Regions from separate parts of the Homo sapiens genome. Here region 2 is linked to region 1. Evidence: chromatin loops called from intact Hi-C (ENCODE). Cell type or tissue: PC-9. All regions are shown on one strand. Each heading gives the region's core, and the rest is flanking DNA. Links, peaks and the distances in the headings are about the cores only.

The links. A loop is a pair of places that touch in the nucleus more often than their neighbours do. Peaks named below come from ENCODE experiments on the same cell type or tissue, not always from the same donor. Only the 100,000 strongest peaks of a DNase experiment are listed, where the experiment ranks them.
Region 2: it touches region 1 in a loop (2.8-fold over the local background); 4 of 110 quality-filtered maps call a loop at or near these places.

The regions. Positions count from the first base shown.
Region 1 is chr12:127,158,863-127,165,749 of GRCh38, reverse strand. LOC105370062 (a long non-coding RNA gene) reads left to right here. Exons shown (of 4, transcript XR_945515.4): 2 at 2,389-3,032; 3 at 4,317-4,546. Among named protein-coding and RNA genes, the nearest start is that of LINC02405, 100 kb to the right of the region's middle. In PC-9, for the core only: no CTCF peak of the experiment used is centred there; no DNase peak of the experiment used is centred there; H3K27ac peaks cover 1,060 bases.
Region 2 is chr12:127,105,737-127,112,623 of GRCh38, reverse strand. The region is part of intron 1 of LOC107984449; the gene reads right to left. Among named protein-coding and RNA genes, the nearest start is that of LINC02405, 49 kb to the right of the region's middle. In PC-9, for the core only: CTCF peaks have their summits at 3,616 (motif pointing right) and 3,817 (motif pointing left); DNase peaks (open chromatin) are centred at 3,783 and 4,673.

The DNA.
Region 1 (6,887 bases), core at 876-5,875:
AGACCATGATGGTCTTTCCCTTCTCTCACTTCCACGCTCTGACCCCACAGTTGGGGTAAGCACCAGTTTATCCCAAAGCTAAGGAGCTCCGGGGCCTCTACGGAAAATAGAAAAGTTTCTTAACGTTACCCTAATAAGTTGTAACAAATGTAGTGGCTAAAAACAATATAAATTTATTATATGACAGTTCTTTTTTTTTTTTCTTGATATAGAGTCTCACTCTGTTACCCAAACTGGAGTGCAATGGCACGATCTCGGTTCACTGAAACCTCCGCCTCCCAGATTCAAGCAATTCTCCCACCTCAGCCTCCCGAGTAGCTGGGATTACAGACACCTGCCATCATACCTGGCTAATTTTTGTATTTTTGTAGAGACGGGGTTTCACCATGTTGGCCAGGCTGGTCTTGAACTCCTGACCTCAAGTGATCTGTCCGCCTTGGCCTCTCAAAGTGCTGGGATTACAGGTGTGAGCCATCGCGCCTGGCCAATATTACAGTTCTGAAAGTCAAAATGGTAACATGGTAATCTAGTAAGCTCAAAACGTTACTCGTGTTGGCTATGTTTTGTGTGTTACAAAGCATTGCCAGTATCTTTTTTTTTTAATCCTCAGATGGTCACTTCTTTATCCAGAGGGATGGCCTGTATAAAGGGATGGTCAGATCCCTGTATCTTTTTTGACTAAATTGCATTAATAGTTGACAATGTCCTTGCTTTCAATCATAACAAGATATACAGGTTCATTTTGTACCTTTTCAGACCAATATTTGGAATCAGCCATTTCCTTTTGGGGCTCTGGTTCTCTTTACTGGTCAATAGCATTTAGAGATCACAGTCTGGGTCCTGGGAGTAGCCATCTCTTCCTTAGTGCACCAATGTCTTGATTACTATCAATTAATAGTAAGTCTTAAAATTGGGTATGGCTTCTTCCAACTACTTTTTTGATTTTCGACATTGTTTTGGTCTTCTAATTCATTTTGTTTTCCATATATATTATAGAATTAGCATATCTATAACTATAAAAATCCTGGTGGGATTTTAAGTAGTATTGCATTAAATTTAAAGATCCATTTGGGGAAAAGTAACATCTTTACTATGTTGACATGAATTAGTTCTCATTTTATGTAGGTAGTCACTGATTCTGTTATCAGCATTTGTAATTTCCAACATACCAACCTTTACATGTCTTGTTAAATCTATATCAATGTATTTCACTTTAGGGGAGCTATTCTACATAGCAGTGGGGTGTGTGTGTGTTTTAATTTGAGTTTCTAATTATACACTGGTAAGATATAGAAATTTGGTAGATTTGGGGGTTAACCTTGTATTCTGAGACCTTGCTAAATTCACGCATTAATTCTAGAAGGTTTTTGGAGATTACTTAGGATTTTCAGGCTTCTCATTAACCTCAGGAGGCTGCTCCACAATGACATTGCTTGTCCTGACCTCTGAGCCAGACTTACTAGGCATTGCCTTTCCGGAAGATTGTTGGCTGTCATGGCAAAGAGAGACAAACGAGTAAGATGAAGCATGCAGGCCTCTAATATCTTACACCTGGAAGTGACCCACATGATTTCTGCTCACATTTAATTGGCCAAAACAAGACACATGACCACTTCTCAGTCAATAATTTTGTGAAGTGCTCTCTTACGTGTATGCCTGGAGAGAGACAGAAAACAACATATTTTCCAAGCACCCTAGTATGGTACAACAGAAGATGTTCAAATCTGTTAGGATTCCTTTCTGTAACATGGGCCAATCCTGGGAAATTAAAGGCCTTCGTGCTCTGGTTTTCTGTGAGGTGCAGAGAATATCTTAATATTGCATCTTTAATTGACTGAAATGGTAGAAGTGTGTGTTTTAAGGTAGTGGTTGTCAAACTTGCAGAGCTTTGTAAAAAAAAAAAATGAACTCCCCAGGTGACTACTGCTAGATCTTCAGACCTCTAAATCTGGGATAGGACTCAGGAATCTTTGTTTTAGAAAGCTCCTTAAGTGTTTTCATTATTAGAGCTGGGAACCACTCCATGAGGGATAGAAAGAGACCTGGGCCCCAGGTGGTAATGAAGTGAGCTGACCTGCTTGCCAGACCCCAGTGACTTCCTCTTCAGGAGAAGCCCTGTCTCTTCCTGTAGGTGACTCTCAGGCTGTCTCAGGGTCTCTCCCTGTTCCCCTCACTAACAGCAGCATTGGGGTAAACAGAAGAGGTGGATGTTTGCAGGATTCCAATGCCAGGAAACATTTTCTGCCGGATGTCTGTATCTCAATATTTCCCTCAGACACAAGCACATTGAAGTAAAGGGCATACAAAACCTCTTCAAAATTATGGTATGTTAAGGCAGAAAGAGACTAAAAGGTAGATTCATAACTATCTGCCTTCCTTTTTTTGCAGCTACCTTGATGCTGAACATCCCCTGAAGCAACAGGACTGCATGAGCTTGGTGTGGCTGAGCCCATGTCCTAATGAACATCCAGAAAAGAAAGACACTCAGAAAGCCAGGAAAATGGAAGAATTTTTTTTTTCAGCCAGCCAGGCACCTGACAGTAATCAAAATCTGTAAAGAACAGGATGTGGAGCCTCCTCTGCTTGTTCAGCACGAACATTTTGTGGTGGGTGCTGCAAAGATGACTCAGACACAGTCTCCACCCCAGGTCACTCATAGTCTAGTGCAGTACACCAAAGCTGTGAAAGCTAAAGGGCAGACCATTGGCCCATCCAGGGAGAGTGGTAGAAGAGGGAGCATTTATTTGAATAGCTGTGATGCTACCAGTCTGAAAAAAGGGGAAGGTATCTTGAGAATAAGAAGCAAGTTTTCAAAACACAGAGGCAGAATGGATAGAATGGGGTGAACACAGTAAGGTGCAGAGTGTGTGATGAGCGTACTTGTCAGGTCTCAGATGAAAGTGACCAAGACCTAGCTCCACTGTGATGAAGCCTGTAAAGAAAGACATACATGAACACACAAATAAGGCAATGCATTTTCTTACGCAGCTGAAAGGTACAAGAGAGGACCAGGTTATCAAAAATGTCTTCAGGTAATGGAATTTTCATATTTGGTTCTATTTTATTCTGTAATTTTCAGGTAGATGCTTCCCAAATAACACAAGATAAACACCGGCAGCTCCAAGCTATTCATCTATCAGCAGAGAAAACTGATGGAAGGAAGGACAACTTCCCTCAGTATTCTCAGCAAAGCCCCAGGAACAGATCTCATTGGCCATCAGGCCTGCCCTTTAAATACTCTCTAAGAGGTGTGACGCCCTGATTGGTCAGGCCTGGGTTAGGTGACTTCCCTGCATCCTGAGGTTGAAGTCAGCCCCATATGAAGGAGATGCATGGAGCTGCAGGGATGGAGGGTGACAAGGGAGAAGGTGAATCTACAAAAAAAAAAAAAAAAAAAAAATCAAGTGCTAATTTCAAAAGGGGGATTAATTGTGGTAAGAGAGAGAATAGAAACAAAACAAAAACAGCAAGTCACAGTTGCCTACTGCAAGCAGGCAGTCACTAAGTAGTTTTTTGCTATCTTGTGTTTATATGCAATGAAATTTTTCCCAATGTGAGGCATTGAGTCAGATAGAAATCTGCAGAAATGCGTGTTCTAGAGAGAAAAAGTAGGATGAATGCAGGGCAGGTAAATAGTTCTGCACAGTGCATGTGTGTTTGTTTTCATTTTGTTTTATTTTACTCTGCTTTGTTTTCTCTGTAATGAAAATAAAATGTTGAAGCATTCACAGAAACAATGATGCCTTCTTGGAGGAGAACACTAGCTGGCTCAGAAAACTGTTTCATTACCCACCCATTGTTTACAACATTGTAAGTGTAGAAGAGGTGCAGAAAATATAAGGGTGCCCTTAAAATACCATTTGAAAGATTTTGTAATGTTTATAAATGGTATACCAATGTTTCACTGCTGAGGACTCAACTCCACATTTTAAGAGAAAAAAAAGTGATAAATACTGGGTGTCTTGGCCCATTGGTTTGTTTATCTGTTTGTGGAAAGGCTGATATAACCACCCAACCTGTTCTTCCTGCCTGCTGCACAAACAAAATCAATTCACAGCACAGCATTGCAGCAAAGAAAATGTAATTGACATGAGGCCAGCCATGCCACATGGGAGAGAGTTATTACTTAAATCAATCTCATCAAAGGCTGGTAGACTGGGGGTTTTTCAAAGCTCATTTTGAGGCAGGAAAATAGGGTCTGGAGGCAGGGAGCATAAGGCTGATTCACACTTCAGCTATAACAGGAAATATCCTCTCCGTAGGGTGTATGCGGTAAATGACTTTGTAACTTTACTTCCTCCTCCCCATTTATATAGGGTGTACCCAAAGCAACCAATGGAACAAAGAATTGGACAAAACGCACAAACAAAGCAAGAAGGAATGAAGGGTTTTATTGAAAATGAAAGTACACTCCACAGTGTGGGAGTGGGCCTGAGCAGAGGGGCTCAAAGGCCCCATTGTAGAATTTTGGGGAGTTTAAATATCCCCAAGAACCTGAACAACCTCTGCCGTTAACATATTTTGGTGACCCGGGAAGGAGGAAGAGGTAAGCCCAAAATTTGGGATTTATTCTTCTCCTTTCTCCTTTTCTTTTCTGCTCCATACAGGGGAATCTCTTTCTCTCTCCTTTCCTTTCCAACCCGGGACCCTTGGTGGGCAGCGTCTAAACATGGAAGCAACTTCAAATTTCTGGCCATGGTCAGTGAAACTAAGGGGTTTCCATGTGGAGAAGCCTGACCCCCACCACCCGGTTCACTTAAGGAATGTGGATCTCTTTCATTTTTTTTCCACTTTCATTTTCAGTCTTTCAATGGCTGTCTCCTAGTACTTCCTTGGAAATTGAGGGCAATTGGCTGGGGTCACTCCCTGGTATTGCCCGAAGGCCTAAGAATGAATGGGAATAATTGGCCTGCCCCGAAGGGGGAAGGCTCTTTTTAATGTATTTTCGGTGTGTGGTCCCTGATCCCTATATGTGGCACAGCTCAGAGCAAACCCGCACATGTTTCAGGTGACTTAAACCTTCTTTTCCTATGCTAAATTCTTCCCTTCCCCTATTCAACTGGCTAAGGGTGAAGGAAACCCACCCAGCCTCCAGTTCCTATCATTAAAGTTCATGGAATGAGAAGCATGGAAAAGCGTCTCTAATTATAAGGCCTTATCAAATTATAAGGATGCTAAAATTTGGGGATTACACCCAGGTACCAAAGGAAAGCTCATAGTAGGCTCTGGAGGGAATGCTTGCAAAGTGGCACCAGTGCCCACCTAAGGCCAGAGACCTCTGGAGCGCTAAGATTAGACCCCACAAGTGGACACTCCTGGGGATCCTCCAGACCTCAAACTCTCCAAAGAGGATGCTCCTGGCAGAGGTTCTGAGATCTAGTAATAAGACCTCTTTGGAATTTTCTCTCACAGTTGCAATGCTGCTTGGCCCCAAAATTGCTTAGAATCTGAAGTTTGCTGTCGAATTGGAAAGTGGGATGGCATTGCATGTATTCAGGCTTTTGTGCTGCTGTTCTAAGCAGGGAGCCTGGTTAACGTGTGACGCCCTCCTTTGGTACTGTTTGGCCCCAGTGCTCCTTGGAGTCTGGGGAGGTTTAGCCTTTAAAAATCAAACTGCCATGGAGACTGATTTACCCAAAATTTTGGTTCTCAGCCTTCCTTGGATTATCTATTGGGGCAAAGTAAAACTGGCAAGCTTGTATTGCTATCTCACGGCCAAGGTTCCAAGCTATTGGATCTTCGTTTATGTGTGTGTATACATGTCTAGATGTGATTATTTGTATATACACTTATTGTTATATATTGTGTCTTCCAAATTGGTTATAAGTAAAAGAATGCTCATAAATTAAGTAAATAAGTCTGAGCAATTTTCAAGTTCACATGACTTAAGTATAACTTTATTAAACAAACTGGCTTTACAATTATTGGTGGAATAAAAAGAGAAATGCCATCAGAATTGTCAGCATACATTTTGTCTGAATTTTATGTTTGTCTTTGCTAGATATTTAAAAATGTTAGTGTTAGTCCAAGCTGGGAGCTGCTAGGGGCGAGCCTGCCTCCCATTCTATTCAAAGTGTCACTGAGATAAATGCATATATGATTGCTTTCTTTGGAAAGGCTAATCAGAAAGTCAAAGGAATGCAACCATTTGTCTCCCACCCATGATCTGAAAGCCCCAAGCCCCCTCCTCTCCTTGAGTTGTCCCACCTTTCTGGGCCAAACCAACGTTCATTTGACATATGTTGATTGACATCTCCCTTGTTAAAAATAAAAAATTGAGTACAGTGAAGAGGATAATTATTTTAAGTAAACTTTTTGTGTAAATTAAAATCTTAAAGTTATTTTTAATGCTCATTTGATATCTGGGTCATTTCCAATTAAAAATGGGTAGTAATATGGAGAAGCATGTTGCTAAAATTGTGGAATTATTCCTGTCTATAAATGCCCATATCTAATAGTTCAGGGTTTGCTTTTTAGGGTTTCACTAAAGTTTTAGGTTACTAAATATAAAATTCTAGTTAGCACATAATTCTGTATACAAAATGTGCCAGAAAGGCTTATTGGTGGAAAAAAGAATAATTTTGTCTAATTCTGAAGTTGTATAAAAGTTAGTTCAAATTACAGATTTGAAAAGGTTATTTATGAATCAGTGTAGTAAGGAATCATTAAGTAGGGGAGAAAGGAGTGGAAAAAGTTTAAATAATAAAATATTCCTCAAAACATGATAAAGAATTGGAAACATTTGGCTAATTAACATTTTCATAGTTAAAACTCTTAGTGTTGATTAAGGTAAGAAGTATTGTAAAAATGCATCGGCAGTTTCGCAATTCTTTTTTTACTATAGTTAAGCATGAAGCTGAATTTAGCGTAAAACCAATGTTCACACA
Region 2 (6,887 bases), core at 942-5,941, 53 kb after region 1:
TAACAAAAGGTATCATTTTAATTATTTTTAAGTATACAGTTCTGTGGCATTAACTACATTCACATTGTTTGCAACCATCGCCACCATCCATTTTCAGAACCTTTTCATCATTCCAAATTGAAACGCTGTACTCATTAAACAATAGCGCCCCATCCCTCCCTTCTCCCCAGCCCCTGACAAACACCATTCTATGTTCTGTCTCCAAGAATTTGCTTATTCTAGGTACCTCATATGCGCGTAATCATACAATATGTGTCCTTTTGTGTCTGGCTTATGTCAATTACCATAATGTCCTTAAGCTACCGCCATGTTGCGGCATCTGTCATAATGCTGTTTCCTTTTAAAGCTGAATAATTTATAACCTCTTTTGCACTTACCTTTTAAATTTTTTTAAAATAACATCTCCTGGAGAGCATTCTATATCAGTTCATTAAAAAATAAAAAGTCTGCATGTTTTTTACAGCCGCAGAATACCCAACTGCAGTAGATAGCCCAGTTTATTCAACTGCTCTCCCATACTTGAATATTTAGGCAGTTTCTAATATCTTGCAATCACAAATCATGCTGCAATGCATAATCTGTGCAGATGTATTTTTTGTACGATTAGATGCATGTCTTTAGGATGAATTCCTAGAAGTGGCATTTCTAGGCCAAAACATAAATTCATACGTAGTTCTACTAGATATTGCCAATCACTCTTTCTCTGGAGTTAAGTAGTTTACATTCTTGATACCAGTGTTGGAGAGTTTTTTTTTTTTTTTTCCCTCCTGACAGCCTTGTCAAAAGAGTCTATTGTCAAGCTTTTGGCTTTTTGTCAATCTGATGGGTAGACTATATCTCAGAATAATTTTTATTTTAATTTTTCCTAGTATGTGTGAAGTTAAACACTTTACATATATTTAAGAGATATTTTTATAACTTTTTGAGTTGTCCAGTCATCATTTTTGCGAAATTTTCTGTAGCATTTTACATTTTTTTCTCATTATTTAAGATGTCTTTATGATTCTGGAGTTTGTAATATATATCATCAATATTTTTTCCTGTTTATTATTTGTCTTTTTATGTTCCTCATAATGGATTATTTTTGCCATGAAAGTAAAATATATATATATAGAGAGAGAGTCAAGTTTTTAATTTTTCAGTTACATGTGGAACTTGGTCATAGTTGAAAAAATTTTACCTAGACCCAGATGATATAGGAATTCACCCTTTTTTTCTTTCCATTTCAGTCTAATCCATTTGGAGGATCATCTAGTGCATGGTGTAAGGAATGCATAAAATTATAACTCTTTGAACAAATAACTATAATTTATTCCAACACCATTTATTAAAAAGTCTCTATTTTGCCCCCTTGAATTGAATACTGTGGTAACCATATACTAGATGTTTATATGCAGTTATGGCTATTTTGAGACTCCCTGTCCTGTCCCATTGATCAGGTTGTTTCTGCACCAGATCCTCACTGCCCCCTTTGATTTAGTACCTGGCATGACTAGTTCCCTTCCAGACTTGCATTTCGGACTTTCCTGGTTATTCTGGTTTATTTCTTTTGCTATATAAATTTTAATATCAGCTTGTATAGCTCCAAGAAAATGTTCATTACAATTTTTATTGAGGTGGCATTAAAGTTATACATTAAGTCAGAGAGAATTGAAATATCAGTGATGTAAAGATGCCCTATCTAGAACAAGGAAGAACATAGCTATTCAAACCTCCTCTTATCTTCAGGAGAGTTTTATACTTTTCTGCTTGTTGGCTTCAAACATTTCTGGTGTATTTATCCTTAAATGTATTGTTTGTTTCTTGTTGCCGTAATAAATGAGATCCATGGATTCATTTTATCTTCTAACTGGTGAATATTTGTGTCTACAAATGCTATTGATTTTTGTATGTTAATGTTGTACATTGCTGTCTTGCTGAAATCCTGTAGTGTTTTTGTTAGTTTTATCATTGATCCTCTAGATGTATGATCAGGTTCTCTGCTTATGGAGTTTTATATCTTCATCTCAGTCTTTATGTCCAAATTGTTTCCTTTTGTCTAATTGCCCTAACTAGTTCCTCAAGAACATTGTGAAATAATAGTGAAATTTGTTCATATTCTTGCTTTGTTAATGATCTTGGTGGAGGTCCTTCTAGGGTCCCCTCATTATGTAAACTATTGGCTTTTAATATTAAAGTCTATGGCTGGGCGCGGTGGCTCATGTTTGTAATCACAGCACTTCGGTAGGCCAAGGCAGGTGGATCACGAGGTCAGGAGTTCAAGACCAGCCAGGCCAACATGGTGAAACCCTGTCTCTACTAAAAATAAAAAAATTAGTCAGGTGTGGTGGTGCGCACCTGTAGTCCCAGCTACTTGGGAGGCTGAGGCAGGAGAATCGCTTGAACCCGGGAGGCAGAGATTGCAGTGAGCCAAGATCACACCACTGCACTCCAGCCTGCATGACAGAGCGAGACTCTGTCTCAAAAAAAAAAAAAAATTAAAGTCTATACCCACCATTTTTATTTTCTCAACATTTTTTTGGTCAATGATGTGTGTTTTTCAGCATTTATTAAGATAACCATTCTCTCTTTCTTCTCTTCCCACACCCACCCTTCCATCAGCCTGTCCGTCAGTTTCACACCTTCCAGGGGTTGAATAAGAGAGAAAAGAGGGAGGGGACAGTAAAGATCCTAGAGGCATCACTAACTTCCCAAGCTGGCTTTACTCTCTGGCCTTAGTAGAGGCTGCTGCTTTCTCTTATGGGTACTTTCACATATTTCTCAATGGTTCCCTGCTGGACCCCAGTGATAATTCCTCTGGTTCAGGAATAATTTGCTTTTACTGCCCCCAATTCCTTGCCTGCTTCTATTCATCCTGCCAACCACCCCACATAGATGCTCGCTCACAAAGGCTCCAGCTTGGTTTTCCATGCTGCATGTGTAGGGTGACATCCATTCCAGTTTTCCCAAAACTGTCTCAGGCAATTTCTGGTGTCTTGGCATAATTATTAATATTCTCCTGTTCACTTTCAAAAGTCTCCCTATTTGGGCAATAAGAGACCTAGCTTCCTTAGAACTGGGCACACCTGGAGTACAGGTACACATGGCCTTCTTAGTTTTGGGGCACTCTGAGCACCCAGGTCTCTCCTCACAGAGCAGCCCCCAGACAGCTCTGCCACCAGACAGGTAACGAGGCCTCCTTAAGACCTGCATATCTCTGGGGCAGGGATCATATCACAATCCATGGTGTCTTCCTGTTTCGAGCTCTTCAAGGGTCCATCAAGCAGTAAATAAAGCAAGTAGCATCTCCCCTTTCTCCCCACTTTAGGAACTACAGAGCTCATCGAGGAGTTGTTTGTTTTTTTCTTTACAATCTCCTCCATTTTTTTACAATGGCATCTGGATATTGGCCCCTAGGTTGTGTCCATCTTCACAGCAGCCTGGGACACATTAGCATTTAAAAGCATACCAGAGCCAGATTCAAATTTTTACGCATCCAACTGTTTCCAACATAGCTGGTATTTAACCATTTAGAACTGTCCTGCTTTGTATACGTTGCAAACTGCATCCAACATCTGCTAGTCATAGATAACGACAAACTTAGGAGCTCTAAAGCCCACCAGATGGCTCTTGCCCTTTGGAGGTCTCTGACCCAGAGACTCCCTACTGGGCTGCAGGACAACATCACCTGGACAGGTGAGTCTCACCTAACCCAGGAGTTCCCTTCTCCTCCTTTTTATCTGGGTGATGGGCCACACACCACAGCCTCTGGACCAGCTGGTGCTGTGAGGGACCTCCTCTGTCTGTAGCTATGCTAGAGTTCAGTGGATAACCACGGGTGCGCTCCTGCCACCTGGTGGTAATATCTCCTCTCTTTTGAAACCCATGATTTCCCCATCTGCTCCCTCCTCCTGACATTTTTTATGTTTTTAAAAAGGTTGAAGAGCATTAGGCATTATTGAACAAATTTTCAGACATTCCTTTGAAAATCTGCATTTTGGTCTGTTACTTTATTTTGAAAATCCTGATGTTTGGCCAAAACTTCCTGCTCCACCTGTGTTGAGCATCTTCTATAGAGCGTATTGCAACATCACAAGTGCATTTATTAGCTGGAATGAATACTTAATCCGTGGGTGAGGTGTTACCCTGGGATCTCATTTAATACTAACAACAAGGAAATCTATGAACATGTACTTAGGCTCTAAAAGTGTTAAAGGAAAATAAGTAAATCCTGAAAGCAGGCTGAGACTCCTGGGGATTTTTACCATCACTCATTGACAGCTAAAGATTTGATAGTGATGTGAAAGGAAGAATGGTTTGATTTTACAAATGTCTGCTTGTAGCTTTTCTGTTTTCTTTGTTGTATCTTGGTAACTTTCATCCCTCATGAGGCATAGTTATTACAGGGAACATCTTATGTATGCAACAAAACCCTTTGCACCATATACTTTAGAGTTATTCTAAGAGGTTTTCAAGGGCAATTTTACTACACGCCGTATTCCACTTGTATTCTGAATTTAGAAAACTTGTGTAAGGTACAAGAGTAGGAAACATGCCAGAAAAGAGAAAAAAGAAAGTAAAATGTTACACCTGTGCCCAGAAGACTTAAGTGCTGAGAGGGGAGCTGGGCTGTCATTGAAGTTTTGTTCTAATCCCAGTCTAAAATGACTCATTGTGGTTGGCACACATGAAGATGCCAGTGTACTGAGAGGTAAGGAGCAAAGGGGAAGATGGTGATACAAGATGAAAGAACAAGTCAGCTCATGCCCCGAGGCTGGTGTTTGAATTTTGTTCTAATCAAAAGGAGAAGGCTCTGGAGGGTTTCAAGCGGAGGAGAGATGATGCTTGATTTATTTTTCTAAGTGATCCCTCCAGCAACTCCACGGAGAATGTATTGTGGGACTTAAATATCAGTGATCAGATGGATGTATTGAAAACCATGGAAGGGCCAGGGGTAGTGGCTCACACCTGTAATTCCAGCACTTTGGGATGCCGAGGCAGGTGGATCATGGGGTCAGGAGATCCAGACCATTCTGGCTAACATGGTGAAACCCTGTCTCTGCTAAACATACAAAAACTAGCTGGGCTTGGGGGCAGGTGCCTGTAGTCCCAGTTACTTGGGAGGCTGAGGCAGGAGAATGGCGTGAACCCAGAAGGCAGAGCTTGCAGTGAGCTAAGATCACGCCACTGCACTCCAGCCTGGGTGACAGAGCGAGACGCCATTTCAAAAACAAAACAAAAAAAAAAAAAAACATGGAAGACAGTTGAGAGATGTGGACTCAAGTCAAGTCAAGATAAGGGTTTCTTTCTAAGCTTTGCCTTCCGTTCCCCTTCTTAACCTGTGGACAGCCAGGCACTGCCGTGATGAATGTGAATTTTAAGCACTAATGTTCTAATGAAATACATACACTAATCAGCACTGTAGAATTGAAGATCAGGTCTTCAGGTAGAAGTAATTGAAGGCTGCATTCAACCCCCAAGCTATCGATCTGACTGCCAGGCAAACTACACTATCAGATTGAAAGAAATATCCAGAAGCTAATTGCTGGAGTCGTGAATCTCTACACAGTTATTAGACTCACAATGAAACCTCATGAGAAAAAATATATTAATGTGGCTCCAAAAAAGTTGCCTGGTTTCTATTTACTTTTCATTGTTCAAATAAAAGACTGTCTCTGAAATGAAGAAACTGAAATAAATGTGTTGACTTAGCCCTGGCTGCCCATCTACTACACTATCACACACACAAATGCAACATGAGCATAAAAGGATCCTGGAAACAGCATAGAAAAAACTCAGCAATGCCAAAGTCTCAGTAACATACCCCAATCCCCAGAGATACCTCAGCATGGGAAAAGACACAGAAAAGAAGGCAATGTTTATTGTTAAGCAAGTGCTGCAATTGAGTCCCAGAAATTCAGACATTTCTCCAAACTTCCTGGAAATTCCTGCTATAAACAGTTCTTTTAGGATAGCAGGCCTGCAATCTCAGTTTCCTACTCTCAGAACTTTTCCTTCCAGTATGTTCTTGTTTCATTTACTCATGCAGCAGCGTAGACAGAATTTTTCCCCCTTTGAACTTGAGCCCCTTGGACCATGCCTTTCAGAGAGCAAAGCCTGTATCTCCTATTCACAGCATGCTATTTTAATGTGTCTGGCATTTCACATTACGGCGTCTTGTTAATGTTTTTCTGGATGTGTTCTTCTAGGTGTGGCTGTCACCTGCTAAATAGTTTGAAAGCTATTAGCAGAAAGAAAGAATATGCAATTCTAACAGGTGCACAAGTGGTGAGCCTGGGGTTTAAATGTATTAGAGTTAGAATCTCATGCTGTTCGTGAAGCACATTTGCGCTTTCTCAGGCAATGTATATTGGTGGCTGGCTGGCAAATTGGAAGTTGGATAAGGGTATTTAGAACAAAACATGTGATAGTTAAGCTGTCTCTGAAATTCAACCTGTGAAAATATCCACTGGGGGCCATTAGAATTTCTAAATTGGGAAAATGTGGCAGTGTAATTGCATGGAAGCTTTGAATTAGGTGAATTCTGAGACGATCCCAAAGGTAAAAGTGCTGCTACAGTGATGATCAGGAGACTCAAAACAGTGTTTTCTCCCTAAGCAAAAATCCTGTTATTGGGACCGAGGGGTATATCAAAATATTAAAAAATTCATTTAGATATGTTAACATAGATATTAAAAAAAATTCATTTAGACATGTTAACATAGATATGAGTTGTATTTGCTTACTATGTAGATAGATAAGATTCTTTCCATAGGTTTGCTAAGATCACTCAGTAATAAAGAATTATCTGATTTTATAAAATGTATAGTTTTCATACAATATTATCTCATATTCTTCTTTAATTTAGTAGCATTTCAATTTCTTCAAAGACCTGAAATGCTAAGATT